2 separate regions of the Homo sapiens genome follow, and region 1 is linked to region 2. Evidence: chromatin loops called from intact Hi-C (ENCODE). Cell type or tissue: A673. All regions are shown on one strand. Links, peaks and the distances in the headings refer to the core of each region. The heading gives the core; the rest is flanking DNA.

Region 1 (12,003 bases), core at 1,316-9,315, 380 kb after region 2:
CCCAAAGTGCTGGGATTACAGGCATGAGCCACAGCACTTGGCCTAAACTCTTTCTTTACTGCGATCACACTGTCTCAGTGAATTGGGCTTATCTGTGCAGCAGGCAAGAACACATCAGGTGATTACAAATATGCCCATAAAGTATAAGACTTACAAGCTAGGTAGAGGAAAAGCAAATGCTGTTCACTGCCCTGACCTTGGCCATTGCCTTGATGTGGCTAGAGTTACAGCTATAAATATATCTGACTGCATTATGCAGAAGTGGTATTATATCTTCTATATCCATGCTGTCCAAAATGGTGGCCACTGGTGACATATGGTTATTGAGTACTCAAAATGTGGCTGGTGTGACTAAAGAACTAACATTTTCACTTTATTAATTTGATGTTAATCATATTGAGTTGACATAAGAATTACTGAATTTATTTAACTCGAATAAATGTAGTTTTGAAACAGATACTTTTGCTTTAAGTTCAAATCAATTCTGGCTGGGCGCAGTGGCTCACGCCTGTAATCCCAGCACTTTGGGAGGCCAAGGTGGGCAAATCACTTGAGGTCAGGAGTTCAAGATCAGCCTGGCCAACATGGAGAAACCCCATCTCTACTAAAAATATGAAAATTAGCTGAGCATGGTGGTGGGTGCCTGTAATCGCAGCTACTTAGAGGTTGAGGCAGGAGATTAGCTTGAACCTGGGAGGCAGAGATTGCAGTGAGCCAAGATCGCACCACTGTACTCCAACCTGGGTGACAGAGCAAGACTCTGTCTCAAAAAAACAAAAAGAAAAACAAAACAAAAAAAAAACAATTCTTCTAAAAAAGATATACCAGGCCTGTCAATGTAGGTGTGACTATTAAAGAAAAATGATTATTTGCTACTCAGTTTAGTTATTGGACAATTTTTACAACATGGTTGGAACAACTTGGATCACAATCTAGTTTTTCAACTGGGAATTTTATAAAACCTAAATACAAACAGGGTATTTCCAATGAAAATTTAGTGTCTGAATAAATATGAGTCTGTCTTCATTTTCTCTCTACTATGAAAATGCTCTCACTCTACTTGGTCTCAGGAAAGAGGGTTTCTGGTGAGTTTGTCCTGTGGAAGTCTCTGTCAAGTGAACCTTCCTTTTGAGGTGGTGATACCTGAACAGCTGGGGTTGGAAAGTGCAGAAGCTTGGCAGGTCACTGGTAAGGTTCTTGAAAAGCCTTGACCTCAGGACAGCCTGTCTTTCCCTTTCTAGTCAAGTCCCCATTCTCCAGAGCTATGCCGATCTGGGGATGCAGGGACAGCACTAGCCAGTGGTATGTATCTGACCAGGGGAGCAATCCAGGAACTACGTTACTGACTCACAACAGAACTTATCTGGGTTTGTTGCAAAATGATTTTTTTTTTGTCTATAGAAAATAGAGTTATTTGTCTCCTCCCTGAAACTTATTGTGATATTTTTGAATAATGTGTTCACTGTTCTTCCCAAGGTGGGTCAGTTTTATGTGTCTACTTGGCAAGGCTATTGTCCCCAGTCATTTAAACACTCTGGAAGTTCTATTTGCTTTTTTATTGAGTATAAATGAGAAAAATCTGAAAACGTGAGTGAGGATCAATGAGTAGTTGGAGTGTCTGTGGTGGCACTATCATTGTGGTTGAGGTCACCTTGGATCTCACAGCTATAGGTATGGGAATCCCAGCTCTGCTCTTCCACTCCCAGAGATAGCAAATCTGCAGAGCTATAGACTCGCAGAGCCAATATGCCGAGATGCACCTGCCTGGAGAGAAAAATACACATGCACACACATGCATGAACACCCACAATGATGCATAATCTCTAACAGTGAAGAAAATGTGGCACAGTAGTTTCCCCTTATCCACAATTTCACTTTCTGTAGTTTTGTTACTCAAGGTCAACTGTGGTCCTTGAGTAACCAAGGACCCAAAAATAATCAGTAAAAAGTTCCAGAAATAAACAATTTATATATTTTTAATTGCTTTCCATTCTGAGTAGCATGATGAAATCTTATGCCATCCCACTCTGTCCCATTTGGGAAGCGAATCATCCCTTTGACCAGCATGTGACTGTAGACACTACCTGCCCTCCGTCACTTAGTAGCTGAGGGAAAAGACAGATCACATTCACATAATTTTTATTACAGTATATTGTGATAGCTTTTCTAACTGTTCTATTTTATTATTAATTATCATTGTTAGTCTCTTACTGTGCCTAATTTATAAATTAAACTTCATCATAGTATGCATGTACAGGAAAAACATAGTATATACAGGGCTCAATATTATATATATAGGTTTCAGGCATCCACTGGCGACTGGAACATATCCTGTAAGGATAAGAGAGGGTAACTTAATGTGGATTCCTGAATATCTAGTAAGCTCTCACACTATGAGAGTTATTAGGTTAAGTGCAGAAATATAAAACCAAACAGGCTAGATATTACTAATGTTAATCAGTATCTATTTTTCTTCAACTTCCATGTACTCAAAGGATTACATTCCTCCCCACCTTTTTTATAGAGACAAGGTCTCACTCTGTTGCCCAGATTGAAGTGCAGTGGCACAATCATAGCTCACTGCAGGCTCAAACTCCTGGGCCCATGTAATCCTCACCTCTCAGTCTCCTGAATAGCTGAGACTACAGGCACATGCCACCTGCCTCGCTAATTTTTTTTCTTTTTTTTCTTTCTTTCTTTCTTTTTTTTTTTTTTTTTTTTTTTGTAGAGACAAGGTCTCACTATGTTGCCCAGACTGGTCTTGAACTCCTGGACTCAAGTGATCCTCCCACCTTGATATCCCAAAGTTTTGGGATTACAGGCTTGAGCCACTGTGCACAGCCCTTTCCCCCTTTTTTTGAAGTTATGTATGGCTAGGTGACCAAAAAAACTGAACAGAAGTGTCATGTGTCAGTTGTCAGTTCTGAACTCTACAACCTCTCTGCCCTTGTCTCAGTGATCCTGAGACCATGTGTTGATGTGGAGCAGCACATGAGTCATCCACAGAGAACTGGTGGCCTGAAGAGTCACCTAGAGCACAGCAGGCTTACTTTACAGAAGTGAGAAATAAACTTCTGTTTTGTGAATCATCTAAGAATTGAGAGGGGAGCAATTTGTGTATTTCGTGTTTGTTTGTTTCTATAGCACAACCTTGCCTATCCTAATGAATGTCTAAGTAACACGTGGTACCTGCCCTCCATGTGCTTACAGTCTAGGAAGGTGATTTCAAGTGTCTCAGTGGCTTTAATAACATGTATTTATTTTTACCGAAATAATTAGTTATTTCCAATTTATGAAGGCATTTATTTCCAAAGATGATAGAATGATCATTTCAATATCAAAACATGTATAAAACAGGAAAACCAAAAAATTCAAATATATTTAGAGCATTTATTCTCAACCTTGGCTATATCAGAATCACCTGGGAACATTTTCAAACTACCAAGGTCAGGGCCCTAACTGTCAGAGATTCTGATTTAATTGGTCCACAGTGGAGCCCAGGCACTGGTATTTTTAAAGTTCCCTAGTTTCAGATTCAATGACTTTAATAATTGCATTAAGCTCCTGGGATAAGTCTTTTAAGTAGTCTTAATATTAAACATTAAATTAAAAATTAAACTTAACATTAGTTAGCTTCCAGTTATCCAAAGGAAAATAGAAACACATTTCTCAACTGACAGGTGACTGAAAAAAAAATGGCAGATAGGAGGCAGTACTAAAGTGCAGCTCCCACTCTGGATAGACAGAGCAGAATGTGGAGACTAGCATTGTGGACTATTGCTCCAAAAACTACTGCAGGAGTATACCAGAAAAGCCAAGAGAATCCACAGACCCTTTGAAGGAAGTGGATTCCTCCTGCAGGATCCAGGAGACATCTCAAATACCGTGCTGGTATCCACAGCTGAGAGAACTGAACACAGTTCACCTCACAGGACTCTGTGCAGACACCCCCAGTACCAGCCCAGAGCCTGGCAGCCCTGCTTGCTGGCTAGATTCAGAAGAGAAATAACAATCACTACAGTTTGGCTCTCAGAAAGCCACATCCCTAGGGAAAGAGGGGGAATATTACATCAAGGGAGTACCCCGTGGCACAAGAGTCTGAACAGCAGCCTTGAGCTCCAGATCTCCCCTCTGACATAGCCTACCCGCATGAGAAGGAACCAGGAAAACAATTCTGGTAATATGACAAGAGAAGGTTCTTTAACACCCCAAAAAGTCGCATTAGCTCACCAGCAATGGATCCAAACCAAGAAGAAAAATCTGAATTGCCAGAAAAAGAATTCAGAAGGTCAATTATTAAGCTATTCAAGCAGGCACCAGAGAAAGGTGAAGTCCAACTTAAGGAAATCAAATAAATGATACAAGATATGAGGGGAGAAATCTTCAGTGAAACAGGTAGCATAAATAACAATCACAACTTCAGGAAATAAAGGACACACTTAGAGAAATGCAAAACATACTTGAGAGTCTCAGGAATAGAATTGAACAAGCAGAAGAAAGAACTTCAGAGCTCAAAGACAAGGTTTTTGGAATAACCCAATCCAACAAAGACAAGAAAAAAGAATTTTGAAAATGAGCAAACCCCCAAGAAGTTTGGGATTATGTTAAATGACCAAATATGAGAATAATTGGCATTCCTGAGAAAGATCAGCATTCCTGAGGAAATTTAAAAGTTTGGAAAACATATTTGGGGGAATAATCGAAAAAACTTTCCCCGGCCTTGCTCAAAGAACACCTGGGAAATTCATCACAAAAAGATCATCGCCTAGGCACATTGTCATCAGGTTATCTAAAGTCAAGACAAAGGAAAGAATCTTAAGAGCTACGAGGCAAAGCATCAAGTAACCTATAAAGGAAAACCTATCTGATTAACAGCAGATTTCTCCCACCTTGGCCTCCCAAAATGTTGTGATTATAGGCATGAGCCACTGTACTGGGTCTTATGAAGGTATTTTGTAGAGGTGATTAAAATCCATAATCAGCTGACTTTAGGTAAGGGCAATTATCGTACACAGTCTGAATGGCCCTGATTCACTCAGCTGAAAGATCTAAAGAGAAGAATAAAAGCCTCTCAGGAGAATGAGATATTCTGCCTGTGGCAAAAGTTTCAGCTGACACTTATCCTGATGGCCTTCCCTAAGAATTTCAGACTTGCCTAGTCAGCCTCAGAATCCTGGAAGACAATTCCTTACAGTAAATGTCTTTATGTTTTCTACTTACTCCGTTCATTGTTTGAACCTCGATTGATATACTCCCCAACCCTCACTAAATTGTAAACCGTGAGGGAGAGATGTCTGTCTTCCCTTTTATGAATCCCAGTACCTAGCAACACGCCTGGCCCATAACAGGCACCCAGTGAACATCAACACAAACAAGGCTACTCTGTGATCATGATGTGGGCCAAGACAAAAGACAAAACAAAACAAAAAAATCACCATACGGCCATCTGAACAGACACAACATGAGCGTTGTCCAAGCCACGAAAGTGACTAAACAGCCCCCTCTCCTGGCTGGTATGAGTGACAGCTGCTCCTTTACCAATTACAACTTTAACCTTGCTCTAGTTTGCTTTCTCAATGGATAATTTATGAAGACACCCAATCATATAAAATTATTCTCACTTCCTGAGAGTATTCCATCTAAAGCAAAGAGCAAAGCCGGAAGGAAGGAAGGAAGGAAGGAAGGAAGGAAGGAAGGAAGGAAGGAAGGAACGAAGGAAGGAAAGAAGGAAGGAAGGAAGGGGAAGGGAAGGAGGAACAATCTGGTTGAAGAGGTAAAACATGCAACATAAAGGATGGGCCTTGAGACACAATAAATGCTATTGGAATTCAGCGTAAGGAGTGAGCACATCTGGCCATGGAGATCAGAGAAGATTTATAATATGACCTGGGGTTAAAGGATAGAGCGTGGGGGAACAAAAGTGTAGAGATTAGAAAGGGCATATCTGGACACATCATACAAGATAAACTAAACAAAGAATTCATGTGATAGAGTGAGGGAAAACAAGTGTGGACGAATAGATCATGACCAGATTTTGCACAATTAAATGCAGAACTTCATTCTTGCAGCCAGTGGTTTCTTGCTATCTATCTATCTAACTCTCTATCTCTCTATCTCAAGATTCAAAAAATTTTTCTTCAAATGCTTTTTACTTGGAGGCTAAAATCAAAGACAAAAAAAGTGTTTTTAATGGCACTCCTCTGGCTAAAGTGCAGTGTGGAAGACAGGATTCCGTGTACTCAGCTCCTCACTCACTGAGCTTTGAAAAATAGCTGAGACTCCATAAAGCTGAGTTTGAAAATCAATGTTAAAGTCATGAGCCATGTTAGTATTCATTCATTCATGTATTTACTCCATCAATCAATCAATTAATTCACTATTTAGAGCACTCTAACATGCCACATTTTGGAGAAGCTCCGAGTAAGAAGAGAAGCTTCGTCTCCTGGTGGTAGGACCTGATTGAAAAGGGACAATAACACTCCTGAGGTTGCAGGTCTTTGTGGACATTACTGAGGTCCAGCAGCAGCCTCCAGGTCCTATGGGGCTTATTCCAAAGACAATGAGTCCCTGACAGAGGAGGCAGACTGTTGTGAACACTGTAGATGTGTACTAGCCACATTTTTCCCGACCTCATCTCTCCTCCGTGAACTTGGGCCACAGCCCTGGGAAGATAAGTTAAAAACATAGTGCTCCATCACAAACATCTCTATGAAACATTGGGGCAGCAGCAAAGCTGCTGTACAGCCCACACAGCAAACTGCTAAAGCAGTGCCAAAAGGCACTTGAGGTGGAAAAGATTTTTAAAATGGAATATGAGAAAATGTTATCTATCCAAACAGGAAAAGGTGATGATCCCAGTGGACAGAGATAGAAGCACTTGTCACTTCACCTGCATCCTGTCTTGGAAAAAGCAGGATGTTTGACAAATCCACAGAGTCCCAAGGAGAATTCAAAGTCTACTTTCGTGGACCTTCTTGCAAGATTTTCCATTTTTCCCCAACCTCCTTATTTCCAAATGGCCTAGGCTCTTTCCAGCCAACGATCTTCCCATCACCCAGCAGGGCTTCAGCTCAGAACATTCTCTAAAAGATATCTAGCCTCCTCTTTTCTTGGTGGTTAGTCTTTTCATATTCTGTCTTTATTCATGGAATAGCCCATTCCTCACAGGGAACCAACAGATCTGTGCTCCCTGGCACTTTCAACTCTGAACTCCTGTCCTTTGTCCTGATCTCTTTGTAAACCCCCAGCCCAGGGCCAGTGTTAGGATGTGCCTTCTCCACACCAGTGCTGCACAGCCTAGCCCTATGGGAGAGAATCACACAATCAGAATGCCGATCGCTCCAGTAACTCCATCAACTCCAACTTTGGCTGCACCGCTGATGCTGCCCATCAGCCCTATATGATTCTCTTCAGTGACTATTCTCTCCGCAAAAAACACCTCATTCTCAGCAGACATCACCAGAAAGCAAAGTCATCAGGCATTAATTACTCGGGTCTTGGTGTTTCTACTGGCCTGATACTCAGAGCCAGGCCTTGGTGTTTTCCAGTTGAACACAACTTCACAGAACATCAACATAAACAAGGCTACTCTGTGATCATGATGGAGATCAAGACCAAAAACAAGAGCACGCTAGAATCATGTCTGAACAGACAGAACGTGAGCATTGTCCAATCCATAAAAATGACGAAACAACCCCATCTCTTGGCTGATATGAGTGACAGCTGCTCCTTTGCCAGTCATGTTAGGCTTGCTCTAGTCTGCTGTCCCTATGGATAATTTATGAAGTACCCCATGATGCAGAATTATCCTCACTTCCTGATAGCGTCCAATATAGAGCAAAGTCCCTAAACCTAACCTAACACAAGCTCATATCCTATAATAAATTCTCTCTAAAATTCTCTGAGACACTCCATGCTTTCCCAGGGAGTGCGTTTTCTTTCCAAGGCGGCATCAACCAAATTTGTTCAACTATAATCATGGTCCTGGTGGTCTTCAGCTGGGGGATATTGACAAGAATTATTTAAAAAAAAAAATTGCTTTTGTTGGGTTCTGTACTACACATGTAATTTACATGTGTTATCCATTTAATCCTTTGATGATAGTGAGGATTTGTACCCATTGTAGACATGGAAACACTAACACTGAATCAAATAAAAAGCCATCCAGGCCGGGCGCGGTGGCTCACGCCTGTAATCCCAGCACTTTGGGAGGCCGAGGCGGGCGGATCACGAGGTCAGGAGATTGAGACCATCTTGGCTAACACGGTGAAACCCCGTCTCCACTAAAAATACAAAAAATTAGCCGGGCGCGGTGGCGGGCGCCTGTAGTCCCAGCTACTCGGGAGGCTGAGGCAGGAGAATGGCGTGAACCCGGGAGGTGGAGCTTGCAGTGAGCCGAGATAGTGCCACTGCAGTCCCGCCTGGGCAAAAGAGCGAGCCTCCGTCTCAAAAAAAAAAAAAAAAAAAAAAAAAAAAAGCCATCCAAGTCACAGATCCAGCATAAAGGGTAGAGGGATACAGGAGTCTGGCACCTGAATGAAATAATGTATACAGTGGTCCATTTCCAAGACAAAGTGCCTTGAACCGGCTTAGGTCAGCAAACTACAGAAGAAACAGAGTATACTAGGCCCCTGCTTGGATAGCCGATGCCTGCTTGTCAGCCTCCCCCTTCCCCCGCGGCAACTTAGTTGCCTTTACCCAAACCGAAGAAGTTTAGTCTAAGATGAAAGTTTACTAGCCTGCAAAATAGCTCGTTTTGTCTGTTATCAGCCTGCCCAGCTACTTAAGTCATAAGTCAAATACTTGAAGAGCCCTTGAGCTAACTAGGATTGCAATGCATTGTGGGCTGCAACAAAATGCAGCAAGACAACCCTAAAAAAAAAAAACACCTGGAGCCCCTGTGCAACAATAGGTGACATCTGGGAAGACTGTGACCCCCATAGTACTCAGCCTACGAGGGAGGAACCAGGGGAGGGACCTGTGCTCTAGGGGTTAAATTGCTTGTGGAAACTGTGCTGGGTGTGCCTGCCTATCAGACACCCGATCTTGCAAGGTCCTCATTAAAAGTCTCACGCTGTTCTCCAGGTCTCCGAGTTCATCCTTTGGGTTTGGACGGGTGAGTTTGTCTCACACTCCGGAGCTCATGCTCTTAATGATTTTAGAAATAAAAACAAAGAAAATTTAGCAAGACCATTGTCTTCCTCACATCCTCTCCTCCAGTCTCAGAACAGGAGCTGTTTCTCATTATAATGTCAACCTCCCTCTCTGTCTGCTCTTTCATCCCTCCTCTTCCTCCTTAAGCAACTGGCTTCAGCAAATACCAATTTTCTTCTGATTCTTCATTTCTCTTTCCCCTAGGACCATCTTCTCAGTCAGATGTCAGCCTCTTTCATTCTAAAAACAAACCACAATTACCTCCAATGATCCATGGTTCCTTCACCTTTTCCATCTCCAGCCCAAGTTCTGAAAACCCTAGTCTACATTTGCAAGAGGAGGATAATTAATAGGCATGCATCAATGGAATTTTGGAAGCCTATCTTTTCCAGTGTGGAGGGCAAGAGTCGGTGGGAGAAACTCAAAAAAGAGTACAAGAAAATAATGATATCTGCAGTAAATTCTAAAGTATGAGGGGGTAAAATTGTCCAGTTGTAGGGATAGAAAAGGAATTTTAGAGTAGTTAGGTAAAAGTAAAATCACAGAGAAAGGAAAGCATGGCACATTTTTAGACCTAGTGAGTAGTCTATCTGCTGTATTAGTTTACTAGGGCCGCCATAACAAAATACCAGACTGTGTGGCTTAAACAACTTGTTTACTCACAGTTTTGGAGGCTAGAAGTCCAAGATCAAGGTGCTCCCATTCCTTCTGAGGTCTTGCTCCCTGGCTGGCAGATGGCACCTTCCCACTGTGTCCTCACATGCTCTTTCCTCTATGCATTTGCCTGCCTCGTGTTTCCTTCTTATAAGAACACCAGTCATTAGATAAAGAAAAGATGGCACATATACACCATGGAATACTATGCAGCCATAAAAAAGAATGAGTTCAGGTCCTTTGCAGGGACATGGATGAAGCTTGAAGCCATCATCCTCAGCAAACAAACACAGGAACAGAAAACCAAACACCGCATGTTCTTGCTCAAAAGTGGGAGTTGAACAATGAGAACACATGGACACATGTAGGAGAGCATCACACACTGGGGCCTGTTGCGGGGGGGTGGGGTAAAAGGGGAGGGAGAGCATTAGAACAAATACCTGATGCATGCAGGGCTTAAAACGTAGATGATGGATTGATAGTTGCAGCAAACTACCATGGCACATGTACACCTATGTAACAAACCTGCATGTTCAGCACATGTATCCCAGAACTTAAAGTAAAATAAATAAATAAATAAATAAATAAATAAATAAATAAATAAATACTTGAGGGGATGGATTAAAAAAAAAAGAGTACCAGTCATATTGCATTAGGAACCCCCCCCCCCCAATCCCCCGTGGTCTCATTTTAACTTAATTACCTCTTTAAAGATGCTATCTTCTAATAATTACATTGTGAGGTACTGGGGGTTAGGACTTCAACAGATGAATTTTAGGAGGGACACAACTCAACCTATAACATCTGGGATATACAGGAGCAGGAAAGATGGGGCCAGAAATGCAGATTAGGATCAGCTCACAGATACCTGGGAATATAAGAATGGGAAACTTGAACTTCTTTAGATAGTGAGCTATATGAACACCTGAGATGACATACTTCACTCATTTAACCTTCAAAATTGAAGGTTAAATATGCTAACATGATTCATTTACAAATAAATTATCTTTGAATGTTATAATGTGTATTTTGCAGCAATCAACATTTCCCTCTAAAGAAACTCGCTTTCAGATATATATAGATATATATAGATATCCACATTCTCCTATTTTTATCCTCTTCTTTCAAACCAACCCTAAGAGGAAGATCTTATAGATAGCAAGAGATTATCTGAAATGTACATATAGCCAATGCTACAAAAAGGTTTGGATTAATACTCATTAAGTATTAGCTCAAATTCTTGGGAAAGCAGCTAACGCTATTCTAAATATAGACCACCTGCTTTCCCCAAGGGAGTCAGTAAAACCTGAGTGACTCAGAAGCACATTGGAGAGACAAAGGATCTGCTGCAGCAGCAATGAATGGTCTTTAGAAAGGCAGAGGAGCTGCCCTTGCACTTTGCAGGAAGGGCAGTGCATGCAAGATCTTCCCTCCTGTCACACAGACAGAACTGATTCCAGCCTAGAAATGGCACATTCTCAATGGAGAAAGGGAAGGTCATTTTGTAGGTGAGAAAACTGAGTCACAAACTGAATTCTCAAGGTCTCAGAACCAAAACCTCGTGGAGCAGGATATTAAAACAGGCATTCTGATTCCAGAGTCGGTATTTTCAATCACCAAAATGCTGTCACTCGTGAGAAATGGGCTGTCATGGCAGCCACCCCTCCTCTCAAATAAAAACCATTATGACAGTTTGATGTCAACAAAGCACCATTGACCTCCACTTATTCCAGAAAATGGCCACCAGAGAAAACCTTCCACCCATAGCATTGAGCAATCCTTAAAGAAACTGCCAAATGTACCTGAAGACCAATTAGAAAATCACCCCACTTCCAAAGCTCCTGTCTTCATAGAATGCTTGTTAATGAGAGGCTGCCTCACATTTCCTCTTTTTACTCAATAAAACAGATTCTCCTCTGAACCTCTGATCGCCTGTTGAAATGCAAGTGACAGCAGATGGTTTCCCTGTCTGGTCTCAGACTTACTTTTGTCTGTGACAACCAAACAGAAATCAGTTTGACCCTTTAGGTTTATAATCATGTAAAAGTAATCAAATTCAAAGTACTTACAATTATTACACACTGAATCTACTGAAAACACAATAAACTTTATTAAAACAAAAATAATCCATGTCATACTCTGATCAGATATTAACATTAAAAGACATAATTGAGTGTTGAATTCCCTGACCACACG
Region 2 (12,003 bases), core at 2,712-10,711:
CCATATATGTTAAAGTGCTTTGATAAACTTGCCCATGCAACATTAGTCCATTTAAAATGTAATTGGTAGTAATACTGTTTAAATATTAGCTTCTGTTTGGAAATACAATAATTCAACATAAGAAATAAAACATCTAGGACAACAAATAAGTAAATTAAAAAGTGAGTATATCTAAATTATTTAAGTGATGATTAAATATCCCATATTCCTTTGATAATTTAAACTGAGCCTCATTTTATTTTTCTCAATACTATTTTTCTAAGACTTATTTTAATTCATTGTGACTTTAAACAGAGTAAAATCAATGCTGAGTAGGATACTAATTTCCTGAAACATAAAGTCTGTAAAGACTTTACTGTACTTAAAAAAAGTTAACTGTCAGAACTTTTTATATTATAAAATTTGGCCATTGTTTTCCATATATGTTGCAATTGTTTTGTACATTTATAATTTGTTGTTTGACCTTTTAAATACTCATCCTGAACATTTAGAATGTTTTATTTTTCAAGATTCAGACTTATAAACATGTTTTTGTGTGGCTTGTCATTTTAGTGATGTAATCAACCTAAAATTTGAAAAACAATTTCTCATCTTTTCTTCTAGTATATTTTGTATTTAAGAAAACATTTTAAAAATAAATTTGATTTATTTATAATACATGTTGGATTTAATTCAGGCAAATATTTTAAGAAAAACATTTCTTCTGATTTCTTCCAATGCATATTGGATTTTTTTTGTATTTTGATTTTGATCCACCTGAAATTTCTTTAAATTAGTCAAATGCCATGAGAATTTTTCTTATTTTCTTTCTAAATAGCTAGCCAGTTATATCAATATCATTAATTGATTAAATCCATGTTTTTACCAACTATTTAAAATGCCAAAGTTATTATAAATATTCATAAACATTTCAAGAGTATTTATTCGGTTCTGTTGGTTTGCTTCTCTTTTTTCCTCCCAAGTGTTTTAATTAATGTAAAATTTTGATACACTTTAATATCTTGTCAAACCTGCCATTACCTGCTCCTATTACCCCTCTTTTTCAGACTGATCCTGATATTTTTGCATAATTCTTTTTCCAAATAATGTTCAGCTTCAATTTTCTTAATTGTAGTAAAGAGTTGGCAAAATAATTCATAAAAATTGGTAACAACGTTACATATTGGGGAAGTATTTCAACAATCAATTGTGCCATAGAAAGTTCCTCCTTCCCTCCAGGCAGGAAACAACTGTGACTGTCATAATTCATGTACAGGGATCTTCTTTCTTCACATTTGACTTGGATTTTATTGAACCAGCTACACTTTGTCACTTGATTTCCTTTAAGAACAACAATATGCCTTTGTCAAGAGGCTATCTGGAGCTTCTCCGGGAAGATACTTGAGGTATTGGAATGGATCATAACTAAGGGCCACTGAGGGATTAGCTCATCCTTGGCTAGCAGTGACTATTTTCTCGCCACCTGCACTAACCAGCCATTGGTGTCTTATATACAATTTTCTTCCTATTCTTTTCATACCACCTAGAAATTTCTAACAGGAATGGATACTGAATTCCTTTGATCCATATTCATGTTTATTTAGAAATGTGAGGTTCAATCGATTCAATGGGATACAGTGAAATATTTTAATTTTAACAGTAAAGAGGCTTTCAAATGAATGTTAACCTTCTGAAGTATGTGTTGCTATACACCTGACTTAGATACAAGAACATATAAACATATAAAGATGTGGATTTTCTATAAATTTTACTTCAGGAGAGCGGGGGAGGAATCACCAAACATGTAGTTTAAAAGGAAGGGTGTGTGATAGGGATGAATTTACTGCCTGGCCCCTCACTCCCAGACCCTTGCTTCTGTACAGAGCTGAGACCATCGTCCTCAGGCGTTGCAGTTCGGAACGAGTGCCTCCATAACCCCTTATATTTGAAATCTGTGTTGGCATCTTCCTAAGTCTTGAAAAAAGATACATTCTCTGCTTTATGATAAATAATATGGTCAACCAGCAATCTTTCTTTAGCCCAGAGTCACACCTCCAGATTGGAAAAATACTAAAGAAAAACAAAGATAGAGTCCTTGCTGGTGAGAAACTGATCCGCTCTTTGTTCCTCTTTGAGAAGACTAGAACCCTGTACTCAGTCTTTTTTTTGCTCTTATTTTTTCTCAGTCCCCACAACACTCTGTTTATTCCTTCCACTCACAGGAACCCATGACATTGAGTGTCTCTCCCATTCCTTTGACATTTGTCCTCAGTCTTTTGAAACCGCTGGCATTATCAACTTTCAGTGTTATTTAACATTCTACATGCCTTGTCTCTTTCACCAGGATACTAATTTTCTGAGAATAGAACCATGTATTTTATTTCTTCATGTCTGTCACACAGTCCAAGATATTACTATCCCATAATAAACACTCAATAAAAAGACACATACAGGCAAGTGGTCTCAAAGTTCAATACACACACACACACACACACACACACACACACACACCAGATTTAAAAGCCCCTTTTTGACCAATCACAAACTGGAATTTGGGGAGAGTCTTTCAGTTTCTTCTTTGACAATATGGGGAAAAAATATCTACTTCACAGAATTATCGTCAAGGTTACATATTGCTTGTCAATAATCTATTTTATTCTATAAAAGCAAGGCACAAATATGGCTGATATTTGTTGAAAAAAACCACATTTTATTCTGAATTTGAAAGATTTATTACATAAACAGGTAATCCTTTCCATTGTGGTTTGTAATTATGAATGTAATAAGAGCATTCGATTGGAAGTAGAGATTACCTATCCTAATCTTGTTTTGTAGATGAGAAAACATCACAGAGGTGATATGTTTCAAAACTATACAACTAGTGGACTACTATATTTAATCAAGATTTTGTTAAATAAAAACTCATACCTTCCAGTTTATATACTTTTGGAATAATTAATATGCTTCAAATCAAAGAAATATTTTATTCAAAATTGACCTATAATCAGTGATTATAATCATCTTAGTAATTGCCTTGGTTTTTAAGAAAACTGAATAGAATTCTACATGATGAATTTTCTCAATATCGTTACCTATTGCTGATGTTAAGTGGGTGCTTTGTCTTTGAGCTGTTACATAAATCCGTAAGTCTAGAAATGGGAATGTAGAAGATGATGAATTAAAAATTATATTCACCTAGGGCTGGGTGCAGTGGCTCACACCTGTAATCCCAGCACTTTGGGAAGCCGAGGCGGGTGGATCACCTGAGGTCAGGAGTTCAAGACCAGCCTAGTCAACATGGCAAAACCCCGTCTCCACTAAAAATACAAAAAATTAGCTGGGTGTGGTGACATGTGCCTGTAATCCCAGATACTCAGGAGGTTGAGGCAGAAGAATCACTTGAACCTGGGAGGCAGAGGTTGCAGTGAGCTGAGATCACACCATTGCACTCCAGCCTGGGCGACAAGAGCGAAACTCCATCTCAAAAAACAATTTTTTTTAATTATATTCACCTAGCATCTAATTTATGCAGCTTTAAACATACATATTATGAAATTGACCATATGACCATTGACCTGATGGTATGGAAGAAATACACTTAAAAGGATTAACAATGCCCAAGAGAATATACAACTCCTGGTTATATAATAATGATGTAGCCAATTATAATACGGAAGTTAAAAAAAATAAAGAAAACTTGTGTCCAGTTCTTCTGAATTTGTGGCTGAGAGCCCCGGGGCAAGGAGTGCAGAGCAATTGTGTGGATACAGCCTCTAAAGGGAGAAGCCCCTGCCCACCCATCTTGATAATTATCTGCTTTCTCTTGCTTACTCTTTATTTAAATCTGCATGATTACAGTACGGGCTTGCCAATAGAAGAGGGCGGCTGAGCTTCCTGACAACCGCACATTCAAGTAGCCAGCAGTGCTCCTGCAAGCCACAAGATCTGTCAGCACGCTTGCGTTTGCCAGGAGAAAAGGCGAGAAAACTGCACTTTAAACATCAGGCTCAGAAAATCATTAGGCTATCAGCTCATTTTAATAAAGAACATAAATGCTTTTCCTGAGGAGACACAAAATCTTCATTTTAGGATGTGCCTTTTAAAACTCTTTAATGGAATTGTGGTGGGGAATGTCTATCGTACCACCTCATAAACGCTGGCTTCTGAAATCACATGGAAGATAACTGCAAGACTCACTGTCATTTCCATCATTTTTGTAGACAATCTCAGGCCTGGCGCGGTGGCTCACACCTGTAATCCCTGCACTTTGGGAGGCCGAGGTGGCCTGATCACCTGAGGTCAGGAGTTCAATACCAGCCTGGCCAACATGGTGAAACCCCATCTCTACTAAAAATACAAAAATTAGCCAGGCGTGGTGGTACGTGCCTATAGTTCCAGCTACTTGGGAGGCTGAGGCAGGAGAATTGCTTGAACCCAGGAGGCGGAGGTTGCAGTGAGCCGAGATCACGCCATTGCACTCCAGCTTGGACAACAAGAGTGAAACTCCATCTCAAAATAAATAAATAAAAGAAAATAGACAACATCTAAGTCCATGTACAGTCTACCTAGACAGTTATGGTATAGTCTTTTAATTATAAATTTGGACAGTTAATACACTGGAGATACAAATGCAGGTAGAAATATTCAAAAGATAACTACAGGAAGAGTCCCTCACAACCAAACTATTACTCCTGTCCTGTCTTTGTGCTGAGCTGCATGTCTGCTAAGTCTTTTCTCTTTTGTCTTTGTTTTCATCATTTAACATAAGTACAATATAAGCAATCCTTGGAGAAAAAGAAAATCAAAACATGTTGAATGAAATTTCATTAAAGAGACAAAAGAATGATAGCAGGTCCATGTCTCCCTCTCTCCCCATTTTCCACCCCTTCCTCCTTCTCTCCCTCTCACTTGCCCCGGTTTGTATGAAAGATCATTAAGGTAGTAAAGAAAGTATCTAGTGCTTGAAGCCTGGCATGAAGGTAAAGGCTTCCCAGATGGGAGAGAAAGCAATTTAAAAACAGCTGCTGACAACACCAGAGCTAAATTTTGCCTGCTTCACAATTTCTCTCAGACCTAGCACAATTAATATTTATTTCCCAATACACCTATTCTGTGCTGAACTGAGGCCTAAAACAGGAAAAAGTGGATTAACTGAAAAGAAATAAAGGAAGCTATCTTTGATTTCAACACCATTAACCCATTTATGCTGGAGGTTGCAATTTTTTGAATTTTTGCAATCAGACCTTGGCAATGACCTTGAGCAGCAGGCTATAAATAACTCCCACATACTTAGCGTTCCAATAAGGGAACACTAGGCATAAATGGGTTAATTCATATGTCAAAAACAGGTGGTAGTTACTAACTACAACAACCCCTATTTTTCTAGTCAAAAATGAACTCAACAGCCAAATATAATTGAAAAACATGGACCACATTTTATTCTGAATTTGAAAGATTTATTACATAAACAGGTAATCATTTCCGTTGTGGTTAAAGCTACAAATATCCAGACATTGTAGAAAGTTTAAGACTGATATTAGGGCTTGCAAATCAGGAGCTTATGAGGTTATTTCTTATGGAAATATTAATACACCTTTTCCTTTTTGCATTTTTGTCACTGTGTATGAATTATTCATAAGTAAAAATACTGAGATTTATTTTTCAGCATGAACACGAGAAAAAGGCAAATATAAGCTACTGAATTTACATCTTCACAAATATCTTGATAGCTCAAAGCGTTCTTAAGAAAGAAAAAGAAAAACATGACAATTTTAAAGTGATTTTTTTTTTTTTCTTTGAGACAGAGTCCGGCTCTGTCGCCCAGGCTGGAGGGCAGTGGCGCAATCTCGGCTCACTACAGCCTCTGCCTCCCGGGTCAAGCAATTATCCTGCCTCAGCCTCCCGAGTAGCTGGGATTACAGACACCTGCCACCATGCCCAGCTTATTTTTTCTATTTTTAGCAGAGACGGGGTTTCATCATGTTGGCCAGGCTGGTCCCAAATTCCTGATCTCAGGTGATCAGCCCACCTTGGCCTCTCAAAGTTCTGGGATCACAGGCATGAGCCACTGGGCCCGGCCTTAAAGTGATTTTTTTAACTGAAGATTTCTGTAGAACCTACTGGACAGCCCATCATTGTAAACAGACTCACAGAGGAAATTACTTCTTTGTACTAAAAGTGAGATCATGTGAGTATCAGAGATCACAGCACAGCTTTTCATGTTTGTCTGAATGAAAAAAAAAACAAACAAACCAGAAAGAAATGTAGCATCTGAAGCCCATTGCTTCTCCTTAAGTCAAATTCTTTTTTCCCCACTTATATCTTAGGGTTTTGGTGCCAAAGAAAATATATCGGATATCTGGAAGGTCGTAAAAAAGAAATTCTTCTTCCCTGCTCCATTCCCAGAGATCTGGCCCCAACAGATCTAGAGCTGTGCCTGTTAATCTCTGTCCCCAAGGGCCCCAGATAATTTTGATGCAGTGAACTGCTGGACAAACTTTGCAATACCTCAAATGCATAGTAAAAACTTCAGACTTGAGTGCTTTAGTCACAGGTAGGAAGAGGAGAGGAGGGAAAAAATACACCCTTGGTTAATTGTAAGAAGGTCTTCCCTGGAGGTTAGCATAGATGACATATACTTGGAGGATAGGCAAAAAGCCAGAACAGTTCACACCAAAGCAAGAGGTGCTCAGCATTAAAAATCTCCCTCTGCTGGCCGCAGGGACAGGGGTAGCATTGGCACTGACAAGGAGAGGGAGTTGGGCTGGGGATACAACACTGATGACAGCAATTGCTGTCTACTTATCCATTCTACTTATCCATACTTCTACTTACTATTCTACTTACCCTTTCTGCTTATCCATACTCTGTCATCCTAACCAGTGGCATATGCTGCTTTATTGGTAGTGATGCTCATATTGGTATAAAAATCCATAAAAATGAAATCCCGCAAAGCCATCTCTGATACTCAGTGCCTCCAAAGTGCAAAGGCCAAGTGCTCAAGTCTGAAGAATTTCAACATTGTGTAATTCAGTTAACTATTTTTTTTTTTTTGAGACGGAGTTTCACTCTTGCCACCCAGGCAAGAGTGCAATGGCGCAATCTCGGCTCACTGCAGCCTCCACCTCCCAGGTGCATGTAATTCTCCTGCCTCAGCCTCCCAAGTAGCTGGGATTATAGGCATCTGCACCACGCCAAGCTAATTTTTGTATTTTTAGTAGAGACAGGGTTTCACTATGTTGTCCAGGCTGGTCTTGAACCCCTGACCTCAGGTGATCATCCCGCCTCAGCCTCCCAAAGTGCTGGAATTACAGGTGTGAGCCACCGTGCCCTGCCTCAGTTTACTTCTAAGTTGTGAAACTAAATCTGCAATGAATTAATTTGTGCGTATTAGGTACCTGGGGAGGTTTATTGTGTAAGGTGGTAAGATCAGCTTTCCTGGAGATATTAAAATGCCTGAGACACACTTACTTGTATGCTCTAAGATTCATTTTATAGACGTCTACTCACTTCTTAGGCAATGAATATACCTACAAAGGGATTTTACTTTTCTAAAGTTTTCCTTCTCTATAGCTTCCTTGGGCCATTTATATCTAAGATGCCTCATTCCTAGCCTGCCCATCAGAATACTCTACTCGACATCTAAAATGAGCAGGCAAACAGCCTAGAATTTCTCTGTCTGGACTGTTTCTCCTTAAACTAAACAAAAACATTAAAAAAAAAAAAAAGGAGCATGAGGTCAAGAAGATGGATGACACAATCAATTATGGTATTTCTGGCATTGAGTTTCTTATTTAGTGTAAATGTGAAACAATTTCCCTACAAGAAAAATTTTACGAAACATCATTCAAGACATGGCTGTTTTATTATGGAAGCACTTGAAAAGTTTACAAAGCTACTATTTAGCACAGTAAAAAGAGGAATGGAGGTAACTGTTTAAGAGTTGGGTGCAGCTAGGCCGGGTGTGGTAGCTCACGCCTATAATCCCAGCACTTCGGGAGGCCGAGGTGGGCGAATCACGATGTCAGGAGTTCAAGACCAGCCTGGCCAACATGGTGAAACCCTGTCTCTACTAAAAATACAAAAAATTAGCTGGGCATAGTGGCGGGTGCGTGTACTCCCAGCTACTTGGGAGGCTGAGTCAGGAGAATCACTTGAACCCAGGAGGCAGAGGCTGCAGTGAGCTGAGATCACGCCACTGCACTCCAGCCTGGGCGACAGAGTGAGACTCCATCTAAAAAAAACAAAAGAGAGAGTTGGGTGCAGCTGTGCTGAAGAAAGGTAAGGAATAACTGATGAATAACTGATGTCAATTTTGTTTTATAATGGTTGATGGAAACTTCTTTCCCCCCTCTTACAGTTTGACTTCCTGGATAAAAATAAATAGGTAAGGTAGTGAAATAAAAACAATTATGTTGGTAATTAATTCAGTAAATGCTTATTGGGTGTTTACTATGAGTTAAGCACTTAATTGAGGACAGATTATATCAGTGAAGAATGCAAAAAAGGAAGAAATTTCTGCTTTTGTGAAATATTTGTGCTAGTATAAGAATGCATACAGAAAATAAGCATATCAAGCAGATAAATATACTATGCAAGAATATAAGTGGTATGGAAAAAACAAAGCACAGTTAAAGAGGATCCATTAAATGACAGTTATTTTTTAATCACATCTTCAGTGCAGATACTGTGTTAGATGTGAGAAATTCAACAGTGTCCAAAATACTTATAACGCTTAAGGACTGAGAACCTCTTCCTGTGACTGAGACATGATCCAGAGTTGGCCAGCTTGAGGATGTGAACTGATGCTTGGCCCCACCTGGCCAGGGAAGATATTGCTCATAGATCAACAGCACTACTTCCCATTGGGCCCCACAATTCATCTCCATATAGTGTTCCATAGAGTCTGGATCTGTGAATCAGAGCCAACACTTGAAAGGAGTGCAGTTAGTGTGAGGATGGAAGCTGATCAGTACATGCCCATACCTAAACAGGAGGGCACACTGTCAGAGAGCATGCCCTGTATCCTTTGATCCCAGTTACAGAAACTGACCCTTATCAAACTGCATCGATATTTTATGGCTCATTTTGAAAATATAGGTTTCTTTTAATTACATTATTAATGGGGTTTATTACATTTTTCTCTTGAGTGATGCATACTATCCCAGGAACAAATTATTTTTCCAAAGAATGTATTTCTAATGATAAAATAATGCATAATTATTTTATGTAATCTGTTTTACCAAAATTTCAAAACATTAAAATATAAAAGCTTCAAAATTTTAAATATTAAATGTCAGTGTATACTGTATTCCATAGAAACAGAGATGTTTGCAACACATAATCAACTACCTGACATCCTTTTTTTCACCTACTAAGGAAAAATGATGGCACTTCTTGCAGATACTGTGTGACTCAGAGAAGTCTATATAAATATATATACATACATGGTTATATACAGATATCATTTACAACACATGTGTGTAGGTATATATTATATATGTATCTACACACACATACACATAGAGATAGATAGATAGATAGATAGATAGATAGATAGATAGATAGATAGAATGAGGAATTAAAAGAACTAACAGACTGTTCTCACCAAATATTTTTAACAAGAGAATGAGACTTTGTTCCTCTAAAGATAATAAAGAAAAATGACAATAAACAATACTATCAAATAATCAGTGGTCCATATCCAGGAGCACATCTAGTTTTGTGGGGCTTAAAGCTCATACACTTTTGGAGGCCCTCTTTATAAAAAGAATAAAAAATTATAAAGGCAAAATTAGGTTAGAACATGAATTGTTATTAAGAATGAAAAAACAACAAAATTGCTTATTTTTAAAAGCTGATATGTATTATAAACATCAGAAAATTCATAAAAGTAATATAATTTTTATAAATTAACTGGCTAACTGGCTGGCCCTGCTCTATGATAATTTATTCCCCACTTCCTTCTGACTCCATATTTTTTGATCAACTCCTCACAAGAAAACAATTTTTTAAAATCATTTGTACAGAAAAAAGTAGTAAAACAATTCAATCATTCTTTTGGCATGGTTTGATAATTTTAAAAATTTTTTAAGCTTCACAACTTCTTATTGGTAATCCCATGTAAATTTTGAGAATTACTGCCAAATCTGAATGCTAAAAAATCTCTACCAATTTTCTTTATTCATGAACTCTAAAATTTGGAAAAATGTTCCATAAACTATTTTCTAGCTCTATGTGTTTCAAACCTTGTTACTTCTCTCTTTTTTTTTTTTTTTGAGATGGAATCTCGCTCTGTCACCCAGGCTGGAGTACAATGGCACGATCTTGATTCACTGCAGCCTCAGCCTCCTGGGTTCAAGTGATTCTCCTGCCTCAGCCTCCCTAGTAGCTGGGATTACAGGTGCTCGCCACCATGCCTGGCTAAGTTTTGTGTTTTTAGTAGAGACAGGGTTTCACCATGTTGGCCAGGCTGGCCTCAAACTCCTGACCTCAGGTGATTCACCTGCCTCGGTGTCCCAAAGTGCTGGGATTACAGGCGTGAGCCACTGCGCCCAGCCCAAACCTTGTTCCTTCTCAAAGCCCACATACTTTCCGTAAATGAAATGGTGTAACACATCCATATCACAGTACAACCTTTGATTCTTCATCTCTGTGAGACAATGCTATACTTGGCACAATGGATAGTCCTAGTATTCCTGGAGGCCATTCCTACACCTGAAGAGCTTACAAAATCTATACATACAGAAATGACTACAAACAACAAAATTAAGTAACCCACCAAATCAAAATAAATATATCCCAAACTCAATTCCCTGTAGCCAGATCCTGAAAGTGCCCATAGTCTCTCCATCATCACATGGCACTAGGAGTACTATGATAATGGGTATAAAGTATAAAGATACAGTATTCATGAACAAGTGCAGTTAAAACATTTTGCATTTGGAAAAAAAAAAAAAAACAGATGATGAATTAAATACCTTGTGGGGGCTCTGCCCAGGGAAAATAGAGACCATGAGTATAGATAACCCATTCAAGGCATTTTCCCCCAAGATGTAAAGGGAAAAGGAACAGGTGTTGTAGAGATGTTTATTCTGATTTGTTTTTTTTAGGATGAAAGAGACCATGGCATATACGCTGACTCAAATGATCAAATAGAGAGACAGCATTTGAAGGACTAGAAGAATACATGAATGACTGCAGGACAGGGCCTCATTTGCTGACCAGAGAGGATGGGATCCAGGACATGAATAGAAGAGTTGACCATAAACAGAAGCCTGAAATTGTCATCCTTTCTAAGAGCAGAAAAGCAGAATATGTGGTACATGCATGTTGTGTTTGCAAATACGGTGATGAGAACATATGGAATTTCTCCTCTGATCACCTCTTTTCCCAGTGAAATGAGATACAGTGTTTTTAGCTGAGAATGAGGAACTAGGAGAAAGTTGATGTTAGCCATTGAAGGCGAGAGGAGTTGTGAGGTGACTGTCTTGAAAGAATGGGAGAGTAGGTTAACTAGGGAAAGTCATAAAATCGCCTGGAAGCAGTGGTGTCCATTTGAACATTGTGTTCATGAATTTAAAGAGCAACCATTAGAATGGCTATGTGTTTTTCTTCAGCCACACATGGTTGGTTCCAAGTATGGAGAAATTAGATTTAACAGGACTGGGTTTTTCTGATGAGTGTGATGAAAATAGAGACAAACAAAGGAGAAAACAAGTCATACTTGGGAATAATAATGATGATGGACCATGGATTCTAATTTGGACAAAGAGTAAATAAGAGTCATGATGGAGAGGGGAAAGGTGGTGGAGTCCACACATTGGAGGAATCAATGTTATTGAAGAATTTCTGAAGTGGATGTACTTCAAGGCCTTGGAAATTTAGGAGGCCATCTTTGGAGAACAATGGGCCTAGAACTGAAATTACAAAGTGTATTGTAGGAATGACAATATCTAAGATATGCCAATGAGAATGAGTGGCTAAATCAGGGTGAAAAGTAAGATCAAGGTAGGAAGTCAAAGA

Evidence for each region. Peaks named below come from ENCODE experiments on the same cell type or tissue, not always from the same donor. Only the 100,000 strongest peaks of a DNase experiment are listed, where the experiment ranks them.
Region 1: it touches region 2 in a loop (2.4-fold over the local background); 2 of 110 quality-filtered maps call a loop at or near these places.

What each region holds. Positions count from the first base shown.
Region 1 is chr2:227,933,226-227,945,228 of GRCh38, reverse strand. No RefSeq gene overlaps it. Among named protein-coding and RNA genes, the nearest start is that of DAW1, 68 kb to the right of the region's middle. In A673, for the core only: a CTCF peak has its summit at 5,502 (motif pointing left); DNase peaks (open chromatin) are centred at 5,518 and 5,798; H3K27ac peaks cover 6,587 bases.
Region 2 is chr2:228,313,107-228,325,109 of GRCh38, reverse strand. No RefSeq gene overlaps it. Among named protein-coding and RNA genes, the nearest start is that of SPHKAP, 140 kb to the right of the region's middle. In A673, for the core only: a CTCF peak has its summit at 6,708 (motif pointing left); a DNase peak (open chromatin) is centred at 6,669; H3K27ac peaks cover 604 bases.